Regions from separate parts of the Homo sapiens genome. Here region 2 is linked to region 1. Evidence: chromatin loops called from intact Hi-C (ENCODE). Cell type or tissue: IMR-90. All regions are shown on one strand. Each heading gives the region's core, and the rest is flanking DNA. Links, peaks and the distances in the headings are about the cores only.

Region 1 (4,391 bases), core at 143-4,142:
CATGAAGCACTAATTTCCAGCTGTGGGCAAAGGTGAGTACAGCAAGGCCACTGCCAGCCTCCCCGCAGCACCCACTGGGATCCCTCCATTCTGCTCTGGGACTTTGCTGGGATGCCCACCAGCTCTGCAGGGCAGGCTATGCATGCAAGGGCCGCGTAAACAGATGCCCACAAAAACTGGGTCCATCAAGACCACCAGTCTTGTTTTCCCTCTGAACCAGCCAGAAGTTTAAGTCAAGTCACCCTAGGGGAGCAAGTGCCCAACCGTCGCATCCACTGTGACAATAGTGCCACATCCGCTGCAGGCTGAGGTTCTGGGAACAGAAAAGAAAGCTTGGAGAAGAGAACCCCTTTGACATTCCCGAAATCCAAACCAGTGCAGTCCCAAACACCAGAGTGACTCCCTGGAGGGACACTTGTTTATCCGTTTGTTTGCATCTCTTGGTTTCCTACTTTTACCCCAAACCAGAAAAAGGGACAGGCGATACTAAAAGCAATGGTACATTTTTGTCATATTTCTCATCCATTCAGAACTAGAAAGCAGCAGAAATCTTGTGGGAAAGTCACTTCTCAGGAGATTTCTAACCCGATTTCTTAACTACAGTGGTCTGGATTTTTTGCCTAAATTTTAGATAAGGTCTTAATTCCTGGTTGCTTGGCTGCTCAAATTTCAAATTCTTCTCAGGTTCACATCAATCATTCCAAGAGACAAGCGAAACATTTCACATAACACAATGTGCTGGCTTTTAGCGTATCTTTGGTCTGAATGTGTAAGACTTCTGTGTCTTTGAGGAAAAGCATATCTCCCAAAAAAGGCCCCCCTGGCTCTCTCTCGCTCCCTCTCTCTCTCCCTCTCCCTCTCTCACTCCCTCTCTCTCACTCCCTCTCTCGCCCCCACCTTGCTCCCTCTCTCTCTCCCTCTCTCTCTCTCCCTTTCTCCCTCTCTCCCTCTCTCTGTCTCTGGCTCCCTCTCTCTCTCCCTCTCTCACTCCCTCTCTCTCTCTCCCTCTCTCTCCCTCTCTCCCTCTCTCCCTCTCTCGCTCCCTCTCTTTCTCCCTCCCTTTCTCTGTGTCTCACTGTCCTTATGTCTCTGTCTTCCCTTTCTCATTCCCTTCCTCTGTGTCTCTGTTTCTCTCTTATACTCTCCCTTCCCTCCCTCCCTTCCCTCTCTGTCTCCCATTCTCCTCTCTCTGTCTCTCTCTCTCCCCTTCCTCTCTCTGTCTACCCTCCCCTCTCCTCAACTCTGAAGCTGGATCTCACCACCCCTGCAGCCCAGACTCCGACTCTCTCTCTCTCCCCTTCCTCTCCCTGTCTACCCTCCCCTCTCCTCAACTCTGAAGCTCGATCTCACCACCCCTGCAGCCCAGACTCCCACACTCTCTCTCTCCCCTTTCTCTCTCTGTCTACCCTCCCCTCTTCTCAACTCTGAAGCTCGATCTCACCATCCCTGCAGCCCAGACTCCGACACTGAGCTGGGAAACCAAGTGTGCTGTAAACACAATGTATGAGGAAACCACAGAAATGAAGACAATTAGGGTAAATAAGATCCAGTGATCAAATATAGCTAATTTGTATCCATAATATTTGGGAGTTACACAGTCTGCTTCAATTTGAAAGATATCTTCCAGACCACACTGTTTTTTCTCCGTGGGGACTGCCTTTTGCTTTTAATTATTGAACCTGAAGAATTCTTGCCATAATTTGGGGTTAGCTTGTCATTCTTGAAGAAGAAAAAAAAATCTAGTCCACAAATCCTCCTGTATTCCAACAATTCCAATACTAGGCTTCTGTGGCCAAATTGACCATCAATTAGCTGTGTTTTTCAGAAGGAGTGGGTGAAGCAGGGAGAGGAATCGGAGAAACTCACAGCAAGCATGGCCTCAAATAGCAGTGGGGTGGATGCAAACTCCTTGGCAAACAGCCTTGGCTAAATAAAATGTATAAGAAAGATCTCGGAAATAGAATATGTTACAAAGAAAAAGTGAACTCTAAACAACAAGGCTTCACCTTCCTCCTTGAAGAGGTGTTGGGTGCTTTTAGGAATTTGCTAACACTGTCCACAATTTAGGAAGTGCATTCCGCGGCGCCGTCTTGTTAATACTAATTGTTCCTCGTGATAGAAGGTGGAGCATGCCCTTGGTCCCACCCAGGGGTGCTGGGATGCATGGAGGACCCTGACAACAAGTGAGCTTTCATTCTCCAAGCAGGGCTTGCAGCGACAAGGACAGCAGCCTGAGCCACCTCACTTGACACGAGATCGTTTTGCACACTCAGGCACACCATCCGTGAGCCAGCTGCATGCCGTATGAACCGTGCCTTTATTTTCTATACTTTGGTGCTTCCACATCCAGGGTCTAGGCTGACCCTGGAGAGACTGCTCCTCCCCACTCCTCCCCACCACACCGCCAGTTAGTTAATTCCTTGAGATGATAAACAACTCCCTGCAAGCTCACCTTTCATAGACACCCCGACCACCTCCCTCATGGGGCTCTCATGCTCTGGGCCACCATCCACCTTCCCTGATACACCCAGGTCCATGTACCAGACAACAAGGAACAGTCTTATGAGCCAGAGCCTGCTGAAATTATTCCACCTGGCCGATCCTCAGCCTGCTTATCCCTCCTTACCTGTTCCTTCCTGCTGAAACCCCAGAGAAGCCTCTGGCCACAGTTTCTCCCCTTCCTCTACCTCCCAACCAGCCTGGTGCTTTCATTGCCCCCATGACACGGCACGCCCCTCCTCTTTGGAACCGTGTGTAATAAGCTGCCTCTTCAGTGGTAGTCTTCTCCTGGTCTGTTGGCCTTACATACCCGAATAACAATAAAACTCACATTTTAAAACACAGGTATTTCCAGCCAGAGACATCAAAGACCAGGAATTCATTTCTTGGGGAAGATAGGCTTATTTTCTCGCAAACCAGCTGTGTTTTAAAAAGTAACAGGGAACAATAGGATTCCAAATTTTCAAAAATAAAATAGTTTATCAAGTTGGCAATTTTACGTACATACATACACGCCCACACATGGAGCTGCAAGAGCCTGTCGTCGGAACATAGACTCTCTCATCAATGTTGTGGGAATGTGAGTAAGAACAACTTTTCCGGAACTGTATTTGGTATGACTATTTGAAGCTTTAAAAATCTGCATCCCCTTTCACCTGGAAATTCTACTTTGAGGAATATATCCTAGGGGGGGAAACAAAAAGATGTAGTAAAATGGTTTTCCTGAAAGCATCGTTTGTAATTTAAAAGAGTGGGGAAAAGCATCAACCATAAATATCCAGGAACAGAGGACTTGGTGAGTAAGTGACCTCCTGCAGAACGGGAAGTTCCATCCTGCCGCTACAATGATAACTGGTGAATGTAGAAAGATGTTCACAACATAATTTTAACTTAAAAAAAAGATATTACAGGCCGGGCACGGTGGCTCTCGCCTGTAATCCTAGCACTTTGGGAGGCCAAGGTGGGCAGATCACCTGAGGTCAGGAGTTCGCAACCAGCCTGGCCAACATGGAGAAACCCCATCTCTACTAAAAATACAAAATTAGTGGGGCATGGTGGCACATGCCTGTAATCCCAGCTACTCGGGAGGCTGAGACAGGAGAATCGCTTGAACCCGGGAGGTGGAGGTTGCGGTGAGCTGAGATCATGCCATTGCACTCCAGCCTGGGCAACAAGAGCAAAACTCCGTCTCAAAAAAACCAGATATGATTATCACTCTATGTTCTGACAGGTAGTAAAACAGATATTTACCAATATCTGCTCTGAATATCTTAAAATCATAAATGTCCACCTCCAGCATCAGCGTGCATGGAGAGCAATGTCAGCACCCAGGGACCACTGAAACATTACGGGGCACTTGGGACAAATGTATAAAGGGGCTGGACAGGTACGTGCTGGGGTGTAAATAACAGTGAGTCTTGGATGATGAAATCATGAGTGTTATATAGTCATAACTGTGGTAAGTTTAAAAAAAGAAATCAGGACGGGCGCGGTGTAATCCCAGCACTTTGGGAGGGCGAGGCGGGCAGATCACTTGAGGTCAGGAGTTTGAGACCAGCCTGGCCAACACGGTGAAACATCATCTCTACTAAAAATACAAAAATTAGCCGGGTGTGGTGGCGGGTGCCTGTAATCCCAGCTACTCGGGAGGCTGGGGCATGAGAATAGCTTGAACCCAGGTTGCAGTGAGCTGAGATCACACCACTGTACTACAGCCTGGGTGACAGAGTGAGACTCCATCTCAAAACAACAACAACAAAAGAAATCATGAGTGTTTTAAAATTCTCTTTTGCTTGCTTATGTTCATATCTAATGTTCCTATAATGAACGTATTTCTTTTGTATTAAGAAAAGATACACTTTTAAAACATTTCTCAAAAGGCCGTTTCTAAG
Region 2 (4,391 bases), core at 69-4,068, 160 kb before region 1:
TGGCCAGGGTTTATTTCTCTACCTGGGTACATATGTAGTAGTAGTTTCAGGAGAAAAATATTATGTTCATGACAAATCGAGAGCAAATATAGAAAGGATCTGTCTTTTATTTCTACGGCAGGAAATGATAGCTACCTAAAGGGGAGGTTTGCTTTAATTTTCTGTCTTTTAAATTGAATTTTCTCTTGCTTTCACAGTTGGGACTAGGCTGCCAGATGTTATTAGTGTATTTTGCCTTTTGATGTTAAGGGAAGCTTAAGGCAACCAAGATAACACAAGAATAAGTCCTCCTTCATCCACAGGTCAGATATATGTCAATCATTACACTCTGAGACCAAGTTGAGATCCTGAAAGAAGCAAAAATATTTTACAAAGTGCCCAGATGCACATCATGGGGTGCATTGCCAGGGTATTTTTGACCTTTACTCACAGGGAGTCTTTCTCCACACTGGGACTCCTGGTTGAGTATAATTCTAACCAGTTTGATTATTGGCTTCCCCTGCAGTCATTAGGAAAGGGTAGATGCCTCAGGCGAGTGCATTGAAAGTAGATAAAAATGACTGCCTACAACCTGATGGAGGAAGACAAAGAACAACAACAAATCTAAGGGGAATACAAAAACATCTCCAGACCTCAGAAAGCTTAGCATCCTGAGGTTACCCCATATTTTGGATAAGGTGTCATAAACACTTCATTCATCCCTGTGAGTGCTATAATGACCCAGCACAGGACTGGATATTTGTAATCATGGCACAAAACTCATCAGACAAGGTTAATTTATGTTTAAAATAATCAGTTCTTATGGATGGTGGTGATGGTAGTACAAGACGAATATACTTCATGACTCTGAACTCTAAACTTCAAAATGGTGAGAATAGTAAATTTTATGTTTTGTGTATTTTACCACAATAAAGAAATCAGTTCATAAGAGAGTTAGGAACTTCGTAATATATTTCAGGAAAAAAAATGTAACCAAAATTTCTAAGATTAAAAATAAAAATGTGCTCCTTCAAGAGTTTGCAAAAGTTATCTTAATGATTCACTCATAAATAGTCTCTCCTCCATCAAAGATGCTTGATAAATGTCACTGGAATTCATTCATTCAAAAAAAAACCAAACAATCATATTTTGATAGAAGGAATTGGATGTCATGATTTTTGGGGATTGGGTCTTATTTTTAACTCTGACAATGAAATATGGCTGCAAATCTTGTGGTCTGATAGTGTGATTTAAAAAAAAAAAAAAATCCCACATTGTAAGGCTGGGCTCACTCTGTGGCCCAGGCCCAGCCTGACTCCTCTGATGAGTGTTGGCTTAGGGTTTCCACATGAATAGCCAGGGTTGATGGATGAATACATTTACTGTCTGGACTGATAACAACGAACAGATTCCTGGTGGCAAGCACTGGACACAACCCTCACAGGCCTCTAGAGTAACCGCGTTGATTCAGCAACATGGCCATTTGAGTTAATTTTATCAGAATGGCAGTGGCTTTGAGAACTTACTCACACAAACCCACAGTTTGTCATGTTCCCAAGACCACAGCAGGTATGGTCTAAGACCGTCTGTCGAATGAGAAAATTCGTCATTGTCTGTTTCCTGCTCCCTAGTCGTTAGCAATATGCTTTCCTGGACATTTTTGCTTTTCCACATTGGAATGGGAAAAAAATCTGTTAGGAGAGGCACTGAGTATTCACCAAGAGATGGTACTGTGTTTGGAAAATTAGTTGGTTTGTACAGATCACCTGCTTTCTGGTAACTGCTTTTTAAGATAGATAGCTTTGACTATTTTGGTGGGGAAGTTTGCGCTGAAATTCTTACCTTTTTTGTTTGTTTTGCGTAGTGAGAACGCTAATATTCTGTAAATGAGTCTAAGCTACATTTTACTTGATGCGGGCAAGTATTATAGATTCCTTTAAGAGCCTTCATTTTTATCACATGCAAATCACGCAACCCATTTTTCAGTTAGGGTAAAGGAAGCTCTAAGAATAGGCCGAGATCTTCCACTCAACGGGTAAATAGAATTTGGACAAGAGTTTGAAAATATCAGCCATCAGTTTGCTGGGAAGTTTTGGGCAGCCAACTTGGATGGAATTCTCTGAGAAAAGAAAGGATTTTTTTCTGAATCATTTCCTTAGGAGGGAACTAACCACACCAATTTTAGTCTCAAACTTTCTAAGTTATTTCTCAAAGTCTTTGGAGGCTATTCAAACCAGTTCCAAAAGTTTTTATAAAGTCGAAATGGCTCTGAAATCTCCTGTCCAAGTACTGAGACATATGCTAAATGGATAGGGTGTGAGGCAGTTTTCTGAGAGTTTGTTTGGATTTCAGGAAGTGGACAAGATAAGCTGAATGGCCTTTTCCTGCTCTGACTCTTAAAAAAAAAGAAAAAAGAAAAAAAATCTCACCCAAAGATGCTTGAAAGAAACCATGGACATTTCCTAACTTCAAAAGAGTAGAAAATCTGCTAGGAAGAAAAGAAAAATCACTATCATAGGCCCAGGATGTTGCAAAGACGAATCAAAACAGGAATGCAAATCGGGACAGAGCTGGAACAAACATACAAGTCTTGAGGTTGTATTTTTATGTGCTGTTTGTTTTTGTACGAACTTCCCTGTGAAAGAGGACGAAACAGAAACACACCTGTGTGGTCTGAAGGGTTTCCCTTTTCCTTCTGGCCTTGGCTTCTTTTCTTTGCCATTCATGTTCAGGAATAGAGATAATCTCGGCGGTGAGGGATGTGCCATTTTGAAGATTGTCTCAGCGCAGTTTCTTGTTGGGAACATAGATGATTGAGAGCCCGGTGCATTTTTGCTATTTTTAATTAAATGAATGGCAGCATGCTGCTATACTCATTGTATGGCAAACTTCAACATGGGTCGATTTTCCAGGGGGAAAAAGCCACTGCATTTGCTTCCTGGGCAGCTCCAAGGGTGAGTTTTCACTTCTGCAGAAACATGAATGCATCGTGTTCACCTTGTTGGAGGTATTCAATGTCACAGGGCTCTTTGGATCTCCCAGCCCTATGTCTAGGCCCATCTGGCAGGCTTGGGGAGCTGCACTGGGCTCTTCTCTCAGGAACAGGAAAGAAAATTTGGATCCTTCAGTCCTGGGACAGAGACTCAGAGGATCCCAGATTCCCCATTCAACAACAAGCCCTCTCTCAGGCCCTCAAGATGAACACGTGGCCCGTTCTCAGTGCACCATGCTAGAGTAGAAACCTGTGGTCAGGAAACTTGGGATGAAATCCCGCTACTGGGGGAAATCTGCTAACCCCTCTGAACCTCATTTTTCACTTGCATCAAAGGGGATAAAGTGTCCTGCTTCTTGCCTCCGGACTGTGGGCATTGGTGGGATTGGATTGGGTCATGGGGAGCCGTGGGGTGGCACTGGGGAGCTGCATCAGCCACCAGCATCTCTGAGGCCTTTGCTTTCTCTGAGGGAAGGCCCAGTTTGATTTAGGTCCTGAGAATCCCAGAATGGCCATTTCTGGAAAAATAACCAAAAGCCCAGATTTCCCTTTTAATTTTATCGCACACAGGCCAGCACTACGCATAACAAAATATTCCATTTCTCAAAAGGAAGTCTTAGAATATTGGACGAATGCACTGTGTGACTTGACTTCATTCACAAAGCACCCATGTCCCTTGGATCCCTTCCGCTCTCCCTCCCGCCCCCACGCTGCCCTTGTTCTGGGAAATTCAACTCTCCAGGAGTAGCCAGCACAGAGGCCTGAGCCCTCCTAAGGCTGGGCTCCCAGCAACGCTAGTCGTTCACTGTCTGACTTTAAATTCTCTGAGCACTCGTCTGCTCGTCAGTAAAATCCAGAGACGAATCTGCTGTCTAGGGCAGACATGAAATCAATGTAAAGCGCCCGAGCACGGGCGTGTGGCTCTGACCCACGCTCTGCCTCTGTCTCCCTTTTCTGCAGGGAAGTTGCCTCTGAGGAACGGCCTACAGTGGCTTACAACTCCCGGGAGGGATGTGGAATCTATCCCCCCAACAGCCCATGAAGACTTATAAAAGCTGACAGATGCAAGGTTTTCAGCCATGCCTTTGATAAGATACTATAAAAGTAAAGTAGCTTCTGCCCTAAAAGCTGAGCGCTATTTCCAGAAAATCAACAATGGAAATGATAGGCATTTCTTTTGAAACTGGCACATTCATAATGGACATAGAAGAATCAACATAAGAAAGTAGCAGGTATTGGTCTTTCCTGTGGTCCCTGATGATCTATCCACTTGACCTCTTCAGGAACATTCCCTGGAAGCAGGGGAAGTGCTTTGCTTCCCTGTCTCCCGAGGGAGAAAGGGCATTTGATGGCATGGAGCCACTCTGCCAGCCAGGAGCCAGGCCCGCTCTAAGGGGGCTACAGCATGCCTCAGATTGCT

What was found. A loop is a pair of places that touch in the nucleus more often than their neighbours do. Peaks named below come from ENCODE experiments on the same cell type or tissue, not always from the same donor. Only the 100,000 strongest peaks of a DNase experiment are listed, where the experiment ranks them.
Region 2: it touches region 1 in a loop (2.8-fold over the local background); 23 of 110 quality-filtered maps call a loop at or near these places.

What each region holds. Positions count from the first base shown.
Region 1 is chr6:2,465,050-2,469,440 of GRCh38, reverse strand. No RefSeq gene overlaps it. Among named protein-coding and RNA genes, the nearest start is that of LINC02521, 170 kb to the left of the region's middle. In IMR-90, for the core only: no CTCF peak of the experiment used is centred there; no DNase peak of the experiment used is centred there; H3K27me3 peaks cover 1,596 bases.
Region 2 is chr6:2,623,660-2,628,050 of GRCh38, reverse strand. It overlaps LINC01600 (long intergenic non-protein coding RNA 1600), which reads left to right. Exons shown (of 3, transcript NR_131168.1): 3 at 3,932-4,391. Among named protein-coding and RNA genes, the nearest start is that of LINC02521, 8.6 kb to the left of the region's middle. In IMR-90, for the core only: no CTCF peak of the experiment used is centred there; a DNase peak (open chromatin) is centred at 2,290; H3K27ac peaks cover 359 bases.